Linked DNA regions of Homo sapiens: all the other regions are linked to region 2. Evidence: chromatin contacts called from ENCODE Hi-C or POLR2A ChIA-PET data. All regions are on one chromosome and are shown on one strand. The core of a region is the stretch at or near the end of the contact, and the rest is flanking DNA. Distances in the headings are between cores, read along the strand shown. Region 1 holds the start of LETMD1 (LETM1 domain containing 1). Region 2 overlaps DIP2B (disco interacting protein 2 homolog B). Region 3 holds the start of DAZAP2 (DAZ associated protein 2).

Region 1 (5,102 bases), core at 137-2,636, 520 kb after region 2:
GTGACATATCCAAGGTAACATTCACTAAAACAAACGTCAATGCCAAGATTGAACCTATATCCAGGGAACCCACATGGGATGCTCTACCACCTTCCATGAAGAATAAATATTCATATATATCCAAGAGGACTGTTAATTCTTGGAGGCAGTTAAGTACCACTTCTGGGAATCCTTCTTAGTTTCAAGTATGAATCTATTCAAACATGTTTACTGAACACCTACTATGTGCTAAGTAAGGCACCTAGTGTTGGAGGTGCAGCAATGAACAAGGCAGAGAAGATGCTTACCCTCATTCTAGTTCAGGGAGCTGTCAAACAAGGACACAAATACATAAACACTGTAAGTGACAGATGCTACAAAGAAAATACAAGGCCGGGTGCAGTGGCTCACGCCTGTAATCCCAGCACTTTGGGAGGCCAAGGCTGGCGGATCACTTGAGGCCAGGAGTTGAAGACCAGCCTGACCAACATAGTGAGATCCCGTCTCTACTAAAAATACAAAAATTAGCCGGGCGTGGTGGCGGACGCCTGTAATCCCAGATACTCGGGAGGCTGAGGCAGGAGAATCGCTTGAACCCGGGAGGCGGAGGCTGCAGTGAGCCAAGATCGCGCCACTGCACTCCAGCCGGGGCGACAGAGCAAAACTGTCACAAAAACAAAACAACAAAACAAAACAAAACAGAGTAACATGAGAATAAGTGTGAAGTGTGTCCTTTTCGCCGGCACTGCTTCAGATAGGGTGGTCACAGAAATCCTCTCAGAATAGTAACATTTAAGTTGAGACAGAGCTTGGTCTTCGGTAGGTGCTTAACGAAAACCATTTTCCCACAAACTTAGTTCTGGAAACGACAAAGAGAGGAAAAAGTGTACTCAGTCCGCACAGGGGCCGCTCCCAGGCCTCCAACCTTCGCCGCCAGACTGACTGGAAAGTGGACAGTTCCCGGCCTATCCACGCCGGCACCATTAGAGGGCGCCGCGGGTCCTCCTAGCCCCAGGCACTGGCAAACTGACATCTGCTACCTAACAGTCGAGGCTCCGACGCCCCGAGTCCAGGCAGAGGGCAAGGGCGGCGCTGGGAAGCCCTGAGGCCCTAAGGAATCGCGGAGGGTCACTGGGCGCCTCAAGGACAGGGTGCCCTCCGCGTCGCAAACCCACACCAGTGGCATAAGAACTCGCTCCCTCTGGGACACCCTGTTTCCGGCGCCTTTAAACCTGGAAGTACTGCTGTGTCCAATCCTGGCCCTCCTTCCGCACTTAGTCTTTGAGTCCTTCCCTCTCCTGGCTTGTGCTGGAGCCAAGCAGGCTATGGCTACCAATCAGCGCTCAGAAAAGACGCATGCGTCTTCGAACGAACGCGACGTACGGTTAACTTTGACCCAAAGACAACCTCTTCTCTCCCGCTTCTCTCGCTGTGAAGATGGCGCTCTCCAGGGTGTGCTGGGCTCGGTCGGCTGTGTGGGGCTCGGCAGTCACCCCTGGACATTTTGTCACCCGGAGGCTGCAACTTGGTCGCTCTGGCCTGGCTTGGGGGGCCCCTCGGTGAGGGACCTGTAGCGAGAAAAGCATTTTTGACGTCCAGGCTCTTTCAGTGTCTCAACCTTGCTTGCATTCTGTCTCTTAATTCTCAGAGTTCCACGCCTTGGCCCTGGAATTTTTATTCTTCTGTTCAGGATTCAAACTCCGATCCCCACTAGTGACCCGGCTTCCTGACCCTCTGTACTCTCAGTGCCCCATATTGTCTGGTTTCCCCGCGTGTCCTGAGCTCATCTTTCAGCCTCACTTTTTCGGCTCAGGTTTTACCGCTGCTATCTCGATTCCACCTCTTTCTGACTTAGCCTGCAGTTCAAATTGTCCCACAGGCATTGCGCTCTCTCCAGAGGCATACCCTGAGTTACTTTCCTGCCTGGCCTTTGCCTGATTTGTGTTTCACAGTCTGATTGCCTATCTCTTCTTGACCCCAAGACCTTCCTTGGATTTCAGAAGTGTCAAGCCTTGGGATACAATCTCCGAGACTCCTGCTTTACATTAGGGACTCAAGGCGTGAGGGAGCTTCTAGGACTGATTCCCAGATAGTCTCTTTGATCTTCCTTGTAGGTCTTCAAAGCTTCACCTTTCTCCAAAGGCAGATGTGAAGAACTTGATGTCTTATGTGGTAACCAAGACAAAAGCGATTAATGGGAAATACCATCGTTTCTTGGGTCGTCATTTCCCCCGCTTCTATGTCCTGTACACAATCTTCATGAAAGGTAAAAACGAAACTACAATAGAAATTCCGGAATCAGCTCTTGGGCAGGGTCAAAGAGTTAGCATAAATAAGATCATTTGCAGGTTCTGCTATGGGGATGTGAGCCGAGATATCTTATATTTCATAAATGCCTGCGCCTTAAACTAATTCCTATAAATTAGCACTTCTTGAGAATGTTTCTAGAAAGATGTTATGAGAAACAACTTATGACAGCAACATGAGGGAGGGAGAATATAGGTATGTTCTCGTACTTTCTTAACCACACACCTGGCTATAGTAGAAATTTTTTGCCTTGCACACGGCAGGGATCTGTGGCTGTATAGACCTGCCCTGTGATGTATCAGTTGACTTACCCATAGGAAAATGAGGTCTAACCCTTGTTATGAATCTATATTAGGTAGTATGTTGTAGTGGCAATAGCCCTACATAATACTTGGTTTCTAAATGTTTTGTTTCAAATCAGAGATCCTTAGTTACTAGGAGAAGATATGTATCGTGTCAAGTGTCTACTCTGGAGCCAGATTGCCTGATTCAAATCCCAGTTCGTCACTGTGCGATTGGACTAATTAATTAACCCCTCTTTCCTTGGTTTTCTTATGTGTAAAATGGGAGTAATGGAACCTACCTATTTATCACATGATTGTGAAGACTTTAAAAATTGATACATGTAAAGTACCTAGAACAGGTCCTGATCCCTAGTAAGTGCCAAGTAAATGTTAACTTATTTTCATCTAAATGTTACCTAACAGTATTATAAGTTGGTGCAAAAGTAATTGCGGCTTTTGGCTTTCAGTGGCAAAAACCACAATTGCTTTTGCACCAAATCTATAATATGCTCTATGCTTTTATCATAACACTATAATAAACTACATTGTCAAATCTGAACATTATCATAATTATTACTAGCTTCATGGACTTGAAAAATTACTTATCCTTAATTTGTAGAGATAAAATTGGCTGCTTTTTCTGTTTTCATGTAGATAAATAGGATCAAATGAGAGAAAGGGATGAAAGCATTTGTGTTTGTTTTTAAACTTTTTATTATGAATTTTTTTTTTTTTTGAGTCTCACCGTGTCGCCCAGGCTGGAGTGCAATGGCATGATCTCGGTTCACTGCAACCTCTGCTTCCCGGATTCAAGCAATTCTCCTGCCTTAGCCTCCCAAGTAGCTGGGAATACAGGCGCCTGCCACCACACCAGGCTAATTTTTTTATTTTTAGTAGAGGTGGGGTTTCACCATATTGGCCAGGCTGGTCTCTAACTCCTGACCTCGTGATCCGCCTGCCTCGGCTTCCCAAAGTGCTGGGATTACAGGCTTGAGCCACCGCGCCCGGCCAACTATTATGGAAATTTTTAAACACACACAGATGTAGAGAGAGTAGTGTAACAAACTTCCATGTATTAACCTCACTTCATTATCATAACTCATGGCTGCCAATCCTATTTATATACTTGCCTTATGTATTATTTTGAAGACAATCGAGACATCATATAATGACATGTAAATCATTGATAAATATGAAAGCATTAAAGAAATAGATGCAAGAAGCCGGGCGCGGTGGCTCATGCCTGTAACCCCAGCACTTTGGGAGGCCGGGGCGGGCGGATCATCTGAGGTCGGGCGTTTGAGACCAGCCTGACCAACATAGAGAAGCACCGTCTCTACTAAAAATACAAAATCAGCCAGGTATAGTGGCACATGCCTGTAATCCCAGCTACTAGGGAGGCTGAGGCAGGAGAATCTCTTGAACCTGGGAGACGGAGGTTGTGGTGAGCCAAGATCGCACCATTGCACTCCAGCCTGGGCAACAACAGTGAAACTCCCATCTCAAAAAAAAAAAGAAAAGAAAAAAATTAGATGCAAGAATTTTCATAAAATGAAAATTTAAAATGTAATCATAAAAATATATTGAACTAAACTACTTTAAAAAGTGTTCCAGGCTGGGCACGGTGGCTCACGCCTGTAATCCTAGCACTTTGGGAGGCCAAGGCGGGCGGATCATGAGGTCAGGAGTTTGAGACCAGCCTGGCCAACATGGTGAAACCCAGTCTCTATTAAAAATACAAAAATTAGCCAGGTGTGGTGATGGGCACCTATAATCCCAGCTACTCGGAAGGCTGAGGCAGGAGAATTGCTTGAACTCAGGAGGTGGACGTTGCAGTGAGCCGAGATTGCGCCACTGCACTCCAGCCTGGGCGACAGAGCAAAACTCCATCTCAAAAACAAAAATAAGTGTTCCAGGCCGGGCGCAGTGACTCATGCCTGTAATCCCAGCACTTTGGGAGGCCGAGGCAGGTGGATTGCTTGAGGTCAGGAGTTAAAGACGAGCCTGTCCACATGGTGAAACCCCATCTCTACTAAAAATGCAAAAATTAGCCAGGCATGGTGGCACACGCCTGTAATCCTAGCTACTTGGGATTCTGAGGTGGGAGAATTATATAAACCTGGGAGGTGGAGGTTGCAGTCAGCCGAAATCGCACCACTGCACTCCAGCCTGGGCAACAAAGTGAGATTCCATCTCAAAAAAAAGAAAAAAAAAGTTCCAGAAAGGAGATTAAATTAATATCTGGCTGGGGAATACATAGGGTTAATTTAGCAAGACTTTCTGAAGTTAGGGAGCTTGATTTTTAAAAAGGAGTGACCAGTGAAACAGAAGAGGGAGACCATTCCATAGCAGATTACAGAAGCCAAATGTAGCTAGAAGAGAGGCGATGTGCTAGGGGAAAAAATGTTGAGAAAAGAGATTCGAGTTGACCTCAGGAGTTTCAAGTTACCTAGTTTAAAGCTTTGAGTATCGTTGGGGAGGGGTGAGAGTGTTTGCATGTGATTGAACATGGAGTAGGAAGCTGTGGTTAAG
Region 2 (4,689 bases), core at 278-2,777:
CCTGGAAAAGAGGTCAGAGGGGTATGAGTGACCAGAGGGAGAAGAGCAAAACAACAAGGAGTATTAAGTGTCTCTTGTTGCATAGAGTTTGAGACTAGGACTGAGAAAATGCAATTGAGATTACAAGCAGAGGTCATTGGTGGTGACCTTTGCCTAAGCTGTTTTAGTAGGGTTTAGGGACAGGGTTGGGGCAAGGAAGGGGCACTGCAGCCTGTTGAAAGTGGATAAGGAATGCAAAGCAGAGAGGAAGTGGAAGTAGAGGCAGGCGGGGTACCCTGCTGTTTCAAGCCTGGCCGTGTGAGGTGGAGAGAAAGGAAGTAGCTAGGATATATACACATTCATCTGTTCTTTGTCTCTCTCCTCACTAGAAAATAAGTTGCCTGAGGGCAGGAACTTAGTTTTATTCACTGCTTTATCTCCAGAGTAAAAAATTGCTCCTGGCCTGTAGTAGGCACTCAACAAATATTTGATGGCCAAACAAATGAATTATGTTAAGAAGGTAGAGACTTGAGTGTGTTCATTTGTTGGTGGAGGGGTAAGAGGTCTTGGGGAGGAGGAATTGAAAGTCTAGAGTAGAAAGATGTGATGGAACGAGGTCTCCCTGAGTCAGCAAAGCTTGAGACCCTAAGTGCTGCTGGAGTGATCATTCAGGATGCCAGGAATGACTCCTTTTCTGCTGAAACAGAAGGGAAGAAGGAAAGGATGGGAGCAGAGGCAGATACTCATAGGTGATGGATGAGGAAGCTGAGGGAGTTCTTGCCTAGTGGCCTTATGAGTATTCTCTGAGTTAAAAATAAGAGTGTTGGCCGGGTGCGGTGGCTCATGCCTGTAATCCCAGCACTTTGGGAGGCTGAGGCAGGCAGATCATTTAAGGTCAGGAGTTCCAGACCAGTCTGGCCAGCATAGTGAAACCGCGTGTCTACTAAAAATACAAAAATTAGCCAGGTGTGGTGGCATGCGCCTGTAATCCCAGCTACTTGGGAGTCTGAGGTGGGAGGATCGCTTGAATCTGGGAGGTGAAGGCTGCAGTGAGCCAGATCGCACCACAGCACTCCAGCCTGGGCGACAGAGCCAGATTCTGTCTCAAAAAACAAAAAACAAATAAAAATAAGAGTGTAATATATGTATCCTTGGAACATGCATTGTGAAGACATACAAAAAAACCCACCAGCATTTAAGCAGCTGTGCTTCTGTGGAAAGTCACTGTGGTCAGTGACATGAAAGGTAGGTGAGGTGAGGATGTGCCAGAGAAGATGAGTAAGAGTAGGTGAGACAAGAGGTCTCTAGTCTCAGCTGGGAATGTAGGGTGTGGTTTGACCTGAGAGAAGGGAGTGTGGGTAACCCCCTTTCCTCTAGAAGGAGCAGGGCGCTGTCCTTGGGCTCTCAGGGAAGTGGGGGAAGAAAGGGCAGTGTATAAGTCTTACTCTTTCCTGTGTGAGAAAAAACGCAGAGAAACTTAAGCCTTGAGTGAATTAGAGTAACTCTTTGTTAGTGACTCCTCTGGCCCTCACCGGGCTGGTTTTTCAGTGATCTATTTCTGATTCATTTGACAGGAAACTGCTTTCCCAACTTTTACAAGCTGTTATCTAAAATGGTTTGTGTGCTTAACAGCAAAGGTAGTAGTGAGAAGGAGGATGTGACAGAGTCACAGTGAGTCATAAAGAACAAGACATGACCATATTTGTTTACCTCATCAGGTTTTACATAGAATTAATTTAAAGAATATTAAAGTGTCCATTTTGTTTTAATTAGCAGTTGTTTAGTAATAAGTTCTCATGCTTTGGAATTCTCTGTTTTCAGTCTCATCAAATTCAAGACTACATATTTCTCATGACCTTTCTGGAAGGGAGAGGAGAGTAGTAAGGATGAGTCTTGTAGTCTTCTAGTCTTCAGTTGAAATTAAATAACCCAACCAAGATGATTGTTTTTCTTTTGCTGTCAGCCTTATCAGCCATTACTGCAGGTCAACCCCTGACAAGTTGTGTAGGGTGAGGGTAGCGTCGAACTAGAGTTTTGGCTGTTGCTGTTTTGCATTTTGTGTGTGTTTGCATGTGTTCTCTGTAAAGTGAGCAGAGGATCCTTCAGAAAGGGAGCAGATTCCAAGGGTAAGAAGGGATTTCACCTACAGGAAGTTGTGGATTCTAACCATTTTTTAACTGCCCTATCAAGGAAGACAACTTTTTTCCTTTTTTTTTTTTGAGACAGGATCTTGCTCTGTTGCCTAGGCTGGAGTGCCGTGGTGTGATCACAGCTCACTGCAACCTCTACCTCTTGGGCTCAAGCAATCCTCCCGCCTCAGCCTCCCAAGTGGGCACCATGCTGGCTAATTTTTAAATTTTTTTAGACAGAGATTCTCACTACTTTGCCTAGGCTGGTCTTGAACTCCTGGGCTCAAGTGATCTGCCTGCCTTTCAGCCACCCAAAGTGCTGGGATTATAGGAGTGAGCCACTGAGCCGGGCCTAACTTTATATTATAAAAAGTACCTGTTACTTTTTGGAGATGGGAGAAACTTTTTTCCCCCCTGTGACAGAAGGTGAAATCAGAGATTTGAGGTATGATAGTTGGAACTTGGTATTATCATAATTAGAATTCATCAATACTTAGAATTCATTTTTTTCTAAGCCATCTCCTTACTCTAACTCATTCCCCATGATTCTAAATTTTTTAGTCATTAGTCAACTAGTTAGAACTCCAATTAGGCATGTATTCTGGGGAATAAAATATGACTTTATCAGCATTTTGGGGAACTCAGGGACAAGAGATTCATCTGGTCAAGTTGGCATCAACAGGCTGAGGACTCATTTCTCATTTTCATGGAGAACCAAGTTTTAGCCAAATCCTTATTTTCTGGGAATTTATATTATGTATGTGTGTCTAAAAAAACACTTTCAAGACTTTTGAAACCCAATGACTGGACTCTTTTTACACATTCTCATTTCATTTTTTTTTTTTTTTTTTTTTGAGACGGAGTCTCACTGTGTCGCCCAGACTGGAGTGTAGTAGCGCAATCTCGGTTCACTGCAACCTCCACCTCCCAGGTTCAAGTGATTCTTCTGCCTCAGCCTCCTGAGTAGCTGGGATTACAGGCATGAGCCACCACGCCCGGCTAATTTTTGTACAGATGGGGTTTCGCCATGTTGGTCAGGCTGGTCTTGAACTCCTGACCTCAGCTGATCCACCCACCTCGGCCTCCCAAAGTGCTGGGATTACAGGCGTGAGCCACCATGCCCGGCCTCAGTTGGTTTTTAGAGAAATCAACTGGACAGCATTCTGAGATTAGGAGAATGTCAGAGACAGTGAGGTAACATGGAAAAGATTGTGGGTTTGGGTTTCACTTCTGTTTATAAGCTTTGTGACCTTGGGCAAGTCATTTAACCTCTCCTATCCTTTGGGAGATGAAGTGGCTAGATGAGAGAATCTAGTTCTTCCTAGCTCTTAGTTCCTGAGATGACCTATGATTAGATCTGTTTATCAAAGTATATGAAAAGGAGATCCTATTTTAAATTCACTGGAACAGGGCCTGGCGTGATAGCTCACTTCTATAATCTCAGGACTTTGGGAGGCTGAGGTGGGTGGGTCATTTGAGCTCGGGAGTTTGAGACCAGCTTGGGCAAGATGGTGAAGCCCTGTCTCTACAAAACAATATTAAAAAATTAGCCGGGTGTGATGGTGCATGCCTGTAGTCCCAGCTACCCGGGATGCTAAGGTGGGAGACTCACCTGAGCCCAGGAGGTCAAGGCTGCAGTGAGCAGTGATTATGCCACGGCACTCCAGCCTGTGAGACAGAGTGTGAGCCTATCTCAAAAAGAAGAAAAAATAAATTAACTGGGCAGTTATTTTTTAAAGAAAATCCAGGCCAGGCCTGGTAGCTTATAGCTGTAATCCTAGCACTTTGGGAGGCCAAGGCAGGACGATTGCTTGAGCCCAGGAATCAGGAAATTTTTTTTTTTTTTTTTTGAAACAGAGTCTCGCTGTCACCCAGGCTGGAGTGCAGTGGCACAATCGAGGCTTACCGTAACCTCTGCCTGCCAGGTTCAAGCAATTCTCCTCCCTCAGCCTGCCAAGTAGCTGGCATCACAGGCGCCCACCACCATGCCCGGCTAATTTTTGTATTTTGTTTTAGTAGAGATGGCGTTTCACCATATTGGCCAGGCTGGTCTCAAACTCCTGACCTCAAGTGATCCTCCTGCCTCGGTCTCCCAAAGTGCTCGGATTACAGATGTGAACCACCACGTCTGGCCGAGCCCAGGAATTTTTTTTTTTAAATTTTATTTTATTATTATTATACTTTAAGTTTTAGGGTACATGTGCACAATGTGCAGGTTAGTTACATATCTATACATGTGCCACGCTAGTGTGCTGCACCCATTAACTCGTCACTTAGCATTAGGTATATCTCCTAAAGCTATGCCTCCCCCCTCCCCCCACCCCACAACAGTCCCCAGAGTGTGATGTTCCCCTTCCTGTGTCCATGTGTTCTCATTGTTCATTTCCCACCTATGAGTGAGAATATGGGGTGTTTGGTTTTTTGTTCTTGCGATAGTTTACTGAGAATGATGATTTCCAATTTCATCCATGTCCCTACAAAGGACATGAACTCATCATTTTTTATGGCTGCATAGTATTCCATGGTGTATATGTGCCACATTTTCTTAATCCAGTCTATCATTGTTGGACATTTGGGTTGG
Region 3 (4,875 bases), core at 2,231-4,730, 710 kb after region 2:
CTCGAGTAGCTGGGATCACAGGTGCGTGCCTCTATGCCTGGATACTTTTTTAGAAATTTCTTGCCGAGATGGGGTTTCACCACGTTGCACAGGCTGGTCTTGAACTCTTGGGCTCAAAGAATCCTCCTGCCTTGGACTCCCAAATTGTTGGGAATGCAGGCATGAGCCACTGTGCCTGGCCCAGAAGCATTTTTCTAAAAGAAAAACACAAGCCAGGAGCAGTGGATCACGCCTGTAATCCCAAGTTTGGGAGGCCGAGGCAGGAGGATTGCTTGAGGCCAGGAGTTCTAGACTACTCTAGGCAACAAAGTGAGACTCTGTCTCTATAAAAAATTTAAAATTAGCCAGGCATGGTGGCAAGCACCCACTGTCCCAGCTACTCGGGAGGCTGAGGTGAGAGGATGAACTGAGACCAGGAGTTCAACGTTGCCGTGAGCTGTGACTGCACCACTGCACTCCAGCTTGGGTGACAGAGCAAGACCCTGTCCCAATCAATCAATCAATCAAACAAAAACAAGATCATATCACTTTCCTGCTTAACATTCTTCAGTGGCTAACTAGTGCCCTTAACATAGAATCCAGTATCTTCATGTGGGATCTTACATGGGCTCTAAGGCGTCCCTGCAAGGTCTGGCTCACAGTTCTTCAGCGTCAATTTTTTTTTTTTTTTTTTTGAGACAGAATCTTGCTCTGTCACCCAGGCTGGAGTGCAATGGCACGATCGCGGCTCACTGCAACCTCCGCCTCCCAGGTTCATGCAATTCTCCTGCCTCAGCCTCCCAAGTAGCTGGGATTACAGGCACGCACCACCATGCCCAGCTAATTTTTGTGTTTTTAGTAGAGACGAGGTTTCCCCATGTTGGCCAGGCTGGTCTCGAACTCCTGACCTCAAGTCATTTGCCCGCCTTGGCCTCCCAAAGTGCTGGGATTACAGGCATGAGCCACCGCACCCGGATCTTCAGGGTCATCTTTTATCAGTCCCCTTACCAGTATGCTCTGGCTACACTGAACTCTTTCATGCCCTCCCCCTCTATAAGCCTTCTCACCTCTAGGCCTTTGCATAAGCAGTTCCCTCTTCCAGGAACCCTCTTCACTTGCTTAACCTGCTCTCACCCTTCAGATTTCATCTCAGACATCACTTGCATCAGGAAACCTTCCCTGACTACATCAGAATAGAGTAGGTGCCTCACCTATGTGTTCTCCTCACACTCCATGCTGTCTTTATGTCAGCACTAATCATATTATGTGTTCACTTTTCTGTCTCTCCCATTAGGTAGACCATAAATTCCATGAGAGTATGGACTATGCCTGTCTCTTCATTATTATTTCCCTAGTGCCTGTCACAGGGCCTGGCACATAATAGGTGCTCAAAAAATATTTGTTAAATTAATGTAAGAAAGAATGTTTGATAAATGACCAAATAAACATCTTCATCTCATTGGGGAATCTACGAGAATGAAGAAAATGCCAAAGTTTGATCCTGTTCAAGAAAGTAGCTAATTACTACTACTTTTTTTTGTAGAGATGAAGTCTCACTATGCTGCCTAGGCTGGTTCTGAACTCCTGGCTCAAGCGATCCTCCTGCCTAGGCTGCCCAAAGTGTTGGGATTACAGGTGTGAGCTGTTGCACCCAGCCACCATTTACTTCTTAATTCCACCTGCCAGAGAAAGCACTGGCCTGCAACTCTTTCATTTTTGTTAGTAATCTCATTTGGCTCTGCCCTGGTTTTCCCAATGCCCAGGTCCCACTGTGACAAGCAAAATACCCAACAACCTGTAAAGTAGGCCTGACCAATCTGAGGGCAGTTTACATGAGCAGGAGGTAGGCCCAGGAGAGTTCCTGGGTCCTAAGAGTTAACCCTTTAATCATTGGACAATGGAGGTGGCAAGATCGCTTGAGGCTGGAAATTCAAGACCAGCCTGGCCAACACAGGGAGACCCCATCTCTGTATTAAAAAATGAATAGCACGTGCCTGTAATCCCAGCTAGTCGGGAGGCTGAGGCAGGAGAATCGCTTAGAACCCTGGAGGCGGAGGTTGCAGTGAGCTGAGATTGCGCCACTGCACTCCAGCCTGGCGACAGACCAAGCCTCTGTCTCAAAAATAAATAAATAAATAAATAAATAAATAAATAAATAAATAAATAAATAAAAATAAGGCTCGGCGCAGTGGCTTATGCCTGTAATCCCAGAACCTTGGGAGGCCGAGGCAGGTGGATCACCTGAGGTCAGGAGTTCGAGACCAGCCTGGCCAACATGGTGAAACCCCGTCTCTACTAAAAAATACAAAATTTGCCGGTCGTGGTGGCGGGCACCTGTAATCCCAGCTATTCGGGAGGCTGAGGCAGGAGAATTGCTTGAACCCAGGAGGCGGAGGTTGCAGTGAACCGAGATCATGCCACTGCACTCCAGCCTGGGCGACAGAGCAAGACTCCATCTCAAAAAAAAAAAAAAAAAAAAAAAGAAAAGAAAAAATTAAAACTTTTTTTAGAAAGAAAGAAAACCAGCCTGGCCAACATAGTGAAACCCCGTCTCTACTAAAAATACAAAAATTAGCCAGGAATGGTGGCGCACGCCTGTAGGCCCAGCTACTCAGGAAGCTGAGGCAGGAGAATTGCCTGAACCCGGGAGGTGGAGGCTGTGGTGAGATCGCCCCACTGCACTCTAGCCTGGGCAAGCGAGCAAGACTCCGTCTCAAAAAAAAAAGAAAAAGAAAAGAAAACACTTAATCGCTGCCCTAAAGGATGCCATCTTTGCCCTTAAGGATAATTAGGTTAGAAAGAGAAGCCATACATAGAGAAAAATAGAGGTACCATACAGGTCACCTGCAACAGGTGCTAAAAAAAGGAAAGGGCCACAAACACTCCATGGGTAGTGCAGTTATGTCAGTTTCAGTGCCAGGTGTTGCGTACAGCACGGAAAACATAACCCCTTCCTGTACGTGAGAAAGGCAACGACTGTCCTGGGGAAGACAGGGCAGCGAAGATTCCAGTGCAGGTCTCATTCAGGAAAGGATACATGTGAGCTGGAGTGGCAAAATAAATTTTAACAGAGCTGAAGCTTAAGTTGGGCTTGGTGGGGAGGGACGCATGATAAACTAAGGTGTGGGGAGCCGATTTCAGGCAGTGCGACAAATTTGCAGAAATCTAAGCCCCTCGTGGAAGGTTGCCAAGGTGAGGTGACCTTGAGTGAATGCGTGTAGGTGGAAAAAGGTTCCGGGGAATGCTTGCATCGTTCTGCATCCGAGCGTCCAACAGAGAAAAGATCCTGTTTCCAGACAATACCTGCATTTGGTTTTTCTCCAGCTGAGGGACACCGGTAGGGGGGGGGAGGACAGAAACGAGCAGGGGGTGGGGCCAAGGCGAGTGGGCGGGACCGCGCGGACCCTCCCGCGGCCGACTGGAGGCCCGGAGCAGGGGCGGAGTTTCCGGCGGCAGCGCCACTCGGGCGTCGGGTGACGCTAGGCGGACGGACCATCATGTGACACGGAAGTAGCTCCGAACAGGAAGAGGACGAAAAAAATAACCGTCCGCGACGCCGAGACAAACCGGACCCGCAACCACCATGAACAGCAAAGGCAAGGACCGAGGGTGGCAGAGGCCGTCGGGGGGAGTACTGCTGGCCCAGAGCGAGCGGATTCGGAGCCCAGGGTCACCAAACGCCAGGTTTGGGGTGGGCTGCGCCATGCTCCTTGGCCGGCTGCAGTCCAGGGCGCTGCGCCTGACGCCTTCGTCATACCCAAATTACGGCAGCTTGCTGCCTCCAGGCCCTTTCCTCCGTAAACTCTGTGGCGCAGTTTGGAGCTGCGGGCTCGGGTGGTGGGGGGGCTTGACATGATGGGCATCCGCAGGAGCAAATAGAGCGCTAGCGCAGGCATTCGCGTAGGCCAATGGAGAGCCGGCGGAGGCGGGGCGCCGCGCTCCGGAACCCCCAGCGGGGCCGAACTTAACTACTGAATTGCTGGAGTTGGTTCGTGGGCCGGGGCCTGTGAGGTCTCTTTTCCTTCCCTTCGCACCCCCTCGCCCTTCGCTGACGGGATCAGAACTTCTCCCCTTTTCTGTGGTTGTACCAGTGTGTCTGTCGGAACATGATTCCCATAACGCAGGAATAGGTTGAGGGGGTAAAAAAGGAATAGAAAAAAAAAAAAAAAAAAGGCCGAGCGAGGTTGCTCACGCCTGTAATCCCAGCAGTTTGGGAGGTCGAGGCGGGCGGATCACCTGAGGTCAAGAGTTCGAGACCAGCCTGGCCAACGTGGTGAAACCCCGTCTCTATTAAAAAATACAAAAATCAGCTGGGCGTGGTGGCGGGCGCCTGTAATCCCAGCTACTCGGGAGGCTGGGGTAGGAGAATTGCTTGAACCCAGGAGACGGAGGTTGCAGTGAGCCGAGATCGCGCCACTGCACTCCAGCCTGGGCAAAAGAGCGAGACTCCGTCTCAGAACAAACAAAAAACCAAACCTGATCCCCCGCTTTTCCAGTGAGGATATTCCTCCTCACCCCTCAGCCCTGCACCCTTTTCCCAGTCTCACGGTTCACTTCCATCATTCACACCCTTTGTTTGGAAGTCGACCTTGAATAGTAATCTGTAAGGAAAATCAGAACTGCTGTTACCCACGAAGTCTGGGCTGGTTGTAGACAGGCTGTGGAGACTACCTAGAGCAGAGGCACCCTTGATAAGCCAGAACAGCAGCAGGCCAGAACCCCAGACCTGTCCTGCATTCCGGAGGGAACTTGGGCCCAGGTAGACTTAACCCCTTACTTCGGTATGTTAGTAGGAGCAGTGAGCAGTGCCTTTCTTGTCTCGTTAGAATCCAGCACCTTCCATTTTAAGGGTGCAAAGACAATGCATATTTTCTTAGTTCCAGGAATCAGGCCCTC

What was found. Hi-C counts contacts between places; a loop is a spot of excess contacts on that map. ChIA-PET counts read pairs that join two places held with the same protein, here RNA polymerase II (POLR2A). Pooled maps may share reads with other maps.
Region 1: a pooled map shows a loop between it and region 2 (7-fold over the local background). The contact joins the promoter of LETMD1 here to the enhancer-like site in region 2. A Hi-C loop is called at or near these places in 4 of 50 pooled maps. POLR2A ChIA-PET finds 5 or more read pairs at or near these places in 2 of 52 experiments (Panc1 and activated T-cell).
Region 3: a loop to region 2 is called in a pooled map, with 4 times the contacts of the local background. The contact joins the promoter of DAZAP2 here to the enhancer-like site in region 2. A Hi-C loop is called at or near these places in 1 of 50 pooled maps. POLR2A ChIA-PET finds 5 or more read pairs at or near these places in 3 of 52 experiments (AG04449, activated naive CD8-positive, alpha-beta T cell and naive thymus-derived CD8-positive, alpha-beta T cell).

Annotation. Positions count from the first base shown.
Region 1 is chr12:51,046,941-51,052,042 of GRCh38, forward strand. It overlaps LETMD1 (LETM1 domain containing 1), which reads left to right and starts at 1,387. Exons shown (of 9, transcript NM_015416.5): 1 at 1,387-1,538; 2 at 2,094-2,245. The coding sequence starts at 1,417. RefSeq lists enhancers at 662-781, 832-911, 1,002-1,271, 1,093-1,631, 1,382-1,431 and 1 more.
Region 2 is chr12:50,531,429-50,536,117 of GRCh38, forward strand. All of the region lies in intron 1 of DIP2B (disco interacting protein 2 homolog B), which reads left to right. Among named protein-coding and RNA genes, the nearest start is that of DIP2B, 29 kb to the left of the region's middle. RefSeq lists an enhancer at 1,514-1,583. Within about 2 kb of position 1,528, at least 19 of the 41 ENCODE cell types and tissues checked have a DNase peak (open chromatin) inside an H3K27ac peak, as active enhancers do; they include Panc1, where a contact is called at or near this core.
Region 3 is chr12:51,235,346-51,240,220 of GRCh38, forward strand. It overlaps DAZAP2 (DAZ associated protein 2), which reads left to right and starts at 3,481. Exons shown (of 4, transcript NM_014764.4): 1 at 3,481-3,575. The coding sequence starts at 3,563. RefSeq lists enhancers at 2,531-3,168, 3,260-3,554, 3,478-3,727, 4,444-4,875 and a silencer at 3,278-3,387.